Linked DNA regions of Homo sapiens: region 1 is linked to region 2. A link is a contact called in ENCODE Hi-C or POLR2A ChIA-PET data. All regions are on one chromosome and are shown on one strand. The core of a region is the stretch at or near the end of the contact, and the rest is flanking DNA. Distances in the headings are between cores, read along the strand shown.

The links. Hi-C counts contacts between places; a loop is a spot of excess contacts on that map. ChIA-PET counts read pairs that join two places held with the same protein, here RNA polymerase II (POLR2A). Pooled maps may share reads with other maps.
Region 1: a pooled map shows a loop between it and region 2 (10-fold over the local background). The contact joins two enhancer-like sites. A Hi-C loop is called at or near these places in 5 of 37 single-sample maps with no recorded cell type and 7 of 50 pooled maps. POLR2A ChIA-PET finds 5 or more read pairs at or near these places in 1 of 52 experiments (activated CD4-positive, alpha-beta T cell).

What each region holds. Positions count from the first base shown.
Region 1 is chr10:17,667,569-17,670,447 of GRCh38, forward strand. The region is part of intron 2 of STAM (signal transducing adaptor molecule); the gene reads left to right. Among named protein-coding and RNA genes, the nearest start is that of STAM, 25 kb to the left of the region's middle. Within about 2 kb of position 1,448, at least 3 of the 41 ENCODE cell types and tissues checked have a DNase peak (open chromatin) inside an H3K27ac peak, as active enhancers do.
Region 2 is chr10:17,511,311-17,514,090 of GRCh38, forward strand. No RefSeq gene overlaps it. Among named protein-coding and RNA genes, the nearest start is that of ST8SIA6, 58 kb to the left of the region's middle. Within about 2 kb of position 1,266, at least 11 of the 41 ENCODE cell types and tissues checked have a DNase peak (open chromatin) inside an H3K27ac peak, as active enhancers do.

The sequences.
Region 1 (2,879 bases), core at 198-2,697, 160 kb after region 2:
TTTGGCTATACAGTGGTGAATAAAGCAGGCATAGCCTTTGCCGTCAATGGTGCTAATATTCTAATGGTGGAAGATGTGAAATAAACAGATACTAACAGATGATGGTCAATAGCTAAGAAGCTAGTAACCAGAGTGCTATAATGGAAAATAAAAAGGTAGACTGGTATGAGGGGGTTACGTTTATGCTATAATTTTAATGTTGAAAAGAGACAGAGTTCAAAGCACTGCATCCCAGAAAGAAGCAATAGTCTGTAGGTGAATGCTGAATGCTACAAGGTAGAGAAAACTTGATGCCTTCTAAGAACTTGAAAGTTACAGAGTAGCTGGAGCAGAAGTCAGTTGCCCTGAATGAGCGCAGAGCTGGGTTTCAGAGTGAGTTAGAAAAATAGAAGATGATGGTTGGAAGGTAGGATCCTTTAAATTAAAACTATAGAGGGTTTTCAGTTATTGGTAATGACAAGGTCTGATGACTCCAAGGTCCATCGGAGTTAATAAGATGTGATAGAAGTTGAAAAGCCAAAGTGTTGAAAGCATCACTTACACTGTTATTAAAAGCTCCAAGAATTAGGACAGGAGTGATGTTGGAGAGAGAGGCAGTGATCCAGTAGCTAAAATAATTGACAGGTGAAGGGGCATTTGAGATTTTTAAATAAACTGCAACATGAGGGGACTGACGTGATTGGAGCTGGGCAGTTTTAGGAAAGAGGGAGAGTGGTTTGGAAGAGGCAAGGGAAATGAATGCACATTGCTTAGCATAATGCATATTGAACAGATAGTACAGAGGTCAACTCCGACACAATTTCCCCAATTATTCACATATTTCATTAGTGTATATATTTGTTACAAGATATGAACCAATATTGATACATTACTATTAACTAAAGTCCATAGTTTGCATTAAGGTACACTTTGTTTTGTACAGGTCAATGGGTTTTGACAGTGTATATAATGACATGTGTCTACCATTGTGTAATGCCACGTATCTGTCATTACAGTACCATGCTGAATAGTTTTATCACCTTAAAATGACCTGTGCTCCATCTGTTCATTCCTTTCCTTCCTCTCTTTGCACTTTAAACAGCCACTGATCTTTTTACTGTTTACAAGTTTATCTTTTCCAAATGTTGTGTAATTGGGATCGTAGACTATATAGCCTTTTCAGACTGGCATCTTTCACTTACCAGTATGCATTTAAGGTTCCTACGTGCCTTTTCGTGGCTCAGTAGTTCATTTCTTCTTATTGCTGAATACTCTTCCATTATATGGATGTTCTACAGTTTGTTTATTAACCTACTGAAGGACATCTTGTTGGCTCCCAGTTTTGGTGATTTTTAATAAAGCTGCTATAAACATGAATTTGCAGCCTTTTGTGTTGACATCGTTTTAAGTTCAGTTGGGTAAATATGTGAGAACATGATTGCTAGATCATATGGTAAGACTGTTTATCTTTGTTAGAAGCCACCAGACTGTCCCCACAGTCTCAGTATGGTTTTGTTTTTTACATTCAAGTCTTTGATCTATTTGGAATTTATCCTGTTAGGCAGTATGAAGTATGGTTCTAACTTTATTCTTTTCTATTTGGCTACCAAATATCCCAACACCATTTACTGAATCGTCCATCTTTTTTTCTTCTGATTTGAAATATTTCTTTTATATATTATATTTGCATATGTATTTAAGTCTGTTTTTCTCTTTTGACCCGTTGGTATGTGTCTAAACACATTCTGCTACCACATGGTTTTAATTATTAATATGTTTTGACATTTGGTAGGATATGGTCTTGAGGTTTTTTTTTTTTTTTCCGGAAATGTTGTTTTAGATATTCTTTCCCCTTCCTACTCTCATTAAATAAACTTTCAAATTGAGTTGGCTGGGTTAAAAACAAAACTTTCTGTTTAAATTGGCCTAGTTTTAAATTAACAAATTTATGTCTTTATGATATTAAATCTTCCTATCCGAGAACATAGCATCTCTTTTTGTTTATAACCTTTAGTAGTGTTTTTAAGTTTTCCTCTTAAAAGTCTTGTACATTTTTTGTAATGTTTCGTCTGAGGTATTTTGTCCTTTTTGCTGCTGTTTCAGTGGGGTTTTTCTTTCACTGATTGGGAATTTCCCTTCTTTTTCTTTCTTTCTTTTTTTTTTTTTCTGAGATGGAGTCTCGCTCTGTCACCCAGGCTGTAGTGCAGTGGCGCAATCTCAGCTCACCGCAAATGCCGCCTCCCAGGTTCACACCGTTCTCCTGCCTCAGCCTCCCCAGTAGCTGGGACTACAGGCACCCGCCCCTATGCCCTATGCCCGGCCAATTCTTTTCTTTTCTTTTTTTTTTTTTTTTTTTGTATTTTTAGTAGACACGTGGTTTCACCATGTTAGCCAGGATGGTCTCGATCTCCTGACTTCGTGATCCGCCCATCTCGGCCTCCCAAAGTGCTGGGATCACAGGCGTGAGCCACTGCGCCCAGCTGGGAATTTCCCTTCTTAAAGGGTAGACGGGATTATAGCATCTGTGTATCTGGAAGAGAATGATGCACTTTGAGGGGGAAATTGAGATGATGATTCAGGAGAGAATTGGGATAACAACAGAAGTCAAGTTGTTGACTAGGCAATAGGGAATGGGATCCGATGCGAGCTGATTTTTCTATCTTTACTTGCCTAGACAATGATTTTACTTTTTTATTTTACTAAGTCTTAAAAACATCGTATATTTTATAGAATGAGACTTATAGAATTCTGATGACTGTTGTGCTTGTTTTGCAGATGAGAAAACTAAAGCCCTGAGATTTTTAATGTGACTTGTCTAAAACGAGTGAGCAGAGGCAAAATTAGAAGTCAGATTTCTTTACTTCCCATTTTATGTTTTTTTCTACCTTCACTGTGCTGTG
Region 2 (2,780 bases), core at 16-2,515:
GGGACCCAGCCTGCTGGAGGAAAGGCCCAAGAGAAGTCGCTGATCCCAGCTAAGGGAAGTAGACATGTAAGCCCCAAAGAGAATGCTTGCAATTTACAGACTAGCCAGAAATTTACAGCTTTTATCAAACGCATTCAAATACGTTTGAAAAACAAGAACGTCCACAGTCCGGATGGGTGATCATGAGTTATATCAGCCCATCTGCGTGATCATCACACTTCTGATATGACTCATTGTCACTTCAGAAAGTATTTGTTATGGTTTGAATTTCTGCATCTGTTTCTGGAAGTTGTAGGGGGAAAAGTTGAATTAACTTTGAATTATCAATACTACTGCAGAAAACTAAAAAATGATTTGCATTTATTTTATCTTATTTTTATTTTTGAGACAGGGTCTCACTCTCTCACCCAGGCAGGAATGTAGTGGTGCCATCACAACTCATGCAGCCTCAACCTCCTGGGCTCAAGCAATCCTCCCACTTCAGCCTCCTGAGTAACTGGGGCAACAGGCACGCACCATCACGTCAGGCTAATTTTTTTTTTTTTAAGAGATGTGGTCTCACTATGTTGCCCAGGCTTGTCTCGAAGTCCTGGGCTCAAGCAATCCTCCCATTTTGGCCTCCCAAAGTGCTGGGATTACAGGTGTGAGCCACTGTACCCAGCCAAGGTTTGTGATATTTTAAAACAAGGGCTAATACAAATTACTTGTAAAACAAGTCTCAAGTATATTTTTAAATTCTAGATTGGTTTTCTCCTTTATTCCCCAATCCTAGTGCCACTTCCAAGGCTACATATACTCACAGAATTAAAATAATTATAATATCCATCTAAAGAATATTTTTAATAGCATGACTATCTTGCCACATTCAGACACAAACAAGCTTATTACACATCTTTAATTTTATTACTTAAGTGCTCACTTGCCCAGAATTGCCCCCAAGAATTCTGGAAGTTTTTCCAAGAGGAGAGAAAACTGTGAATCTGATCAGTCCTGACTTTCATTTTCATTGTTTAATGCTGCTGCCAGATAGTTTCTTGAAGACCCTGTGTCATTGTCTACTCTGGTTTCCAATGATCCTACTGCTCAGACCGTGAAGTTTCTTAAAAGGAGAAAGATCCCTCTCTCTGTGGTACTTCACAGCAGGGCCCTTATGACTATAGTTCTTTTATTTGCATTCACCTACTCAGTGCCCTAAGCCCATGCAGACTAGCAGAAGCAGGAGCAATTTCCAGCCTCATCCAAAGGTTGCCCTGAAACCAACAAGCAAGGTCCTATGTTGATCCTGGCCACAAGCCCAGACAATCCCTTCCTGATATGAGTTCTGTCTTGGAAATTCCTGGTATCCATGCAAGCCAGCCTCAGACATTAGTCAGCACCACCTCAGTTCTCAAAGCAGTTCTTCAATAACAGAAACAGTAATGACATTAATACTTAAAAGCCTGTTCTAAGTACTTTGTTCATTTAATTCTCATAGGAATCCTTTCAACTTTTGCCACATTTTTCTGATGAAGGAATGGAGCTATCAAGAGATTAGGTAGCATAGCTTGTAACTGGCGGGAGGATTTGAACCTAGGAAGGCGGACTCCAGAGCCGGTACTTGTAACCACAGCTCCCTTAAATTCCAAAGGGAAGAGATTGAGGTCTCTGTTTCCTTGGAGGTTCCCGGAGCCCTGTGTAAGAATGTCCCTCCTGTCTACTTCCCCAAACCCAATACTTTAAAGATTATAGAGCAGAGACTTTGTCAAACAACAAATAGTATTGCATGATCCACTCCACAGAGCAGTTAGGCACCTCCGTGTCTGGGTAGACAGAGGCCACACAAGTGATCCTTCCAAGAATGAAAAATAAAAGTCACTGTCAAAGGTGATTTTTGGTCTCCATCTGAGTGAGAAGTGTCTAGAAACTTTTAAAACAATGGTTTAGGTTTTTTTGTTTGTTTGTTTTTTGTGGGGTTTTTTTTTTTTTTTGAGATAGAGTCTTGCTCTGTTGCTCAGCAGGTTAGAGTGCAGTGGCACAATCTTGGCTCACTGATGTAACCTTTGCCTCCTGGGTTCAAGCCTTTCTCCTGCCTCAGCCTCCCAAGTAGCTGGGATTACAGGCATGACCCACCACACTTGGCTAATTTTTGCATTTTTAGCAGAGACGGGGTTTACATCATGTTGGCCAGGCTGGTCTCAATCTTCTGACCTCAAGTGATCCTCCCACCTCGGCCTCCCAAAGTGCTGGGATTACAGGCATGAGCCACTGCACCCGACCCAAAACAATGGTTTTTAATATGGCAATCATAAAACTTGCATCAGGGGGAAATGACATCTTTATTTTCACTATCTGTTCACTGAAATCTAGCATTTTCTTCACTTATAAATATTGGTAACAAACTGTAACAGTATTAGCAATACCTGTGGTTTTATGACCACTTGAAATCACATATATTTTCATATCACAGCAATTTGCAGATATGTCAGAAGATCACTTCTACCTACTCACTACTTTGAAATTCTGCTAGTCACAAGACTAACATAACTAAATCTTATGTTCAGATGCCAATAAAGAAGCACCTATATTGCTACATTGCAAATACATTTTTAATAGTTTGGTAACTACATTTCTTTTTTTTTTTTTTTTTTGAGTTGGAGTCTCGCTTTGTTGCCCAGGCTGGAGTGCAGTGGAATGATCTCGGCTCACTGCAAGCTCCGCATCCCAGGTTCAAACTATTCTCCTGCCTTAGCCTCCGCAGTAGCTGAGATTACAGGCACCCGCCACTATGCCTGGCTAATTTT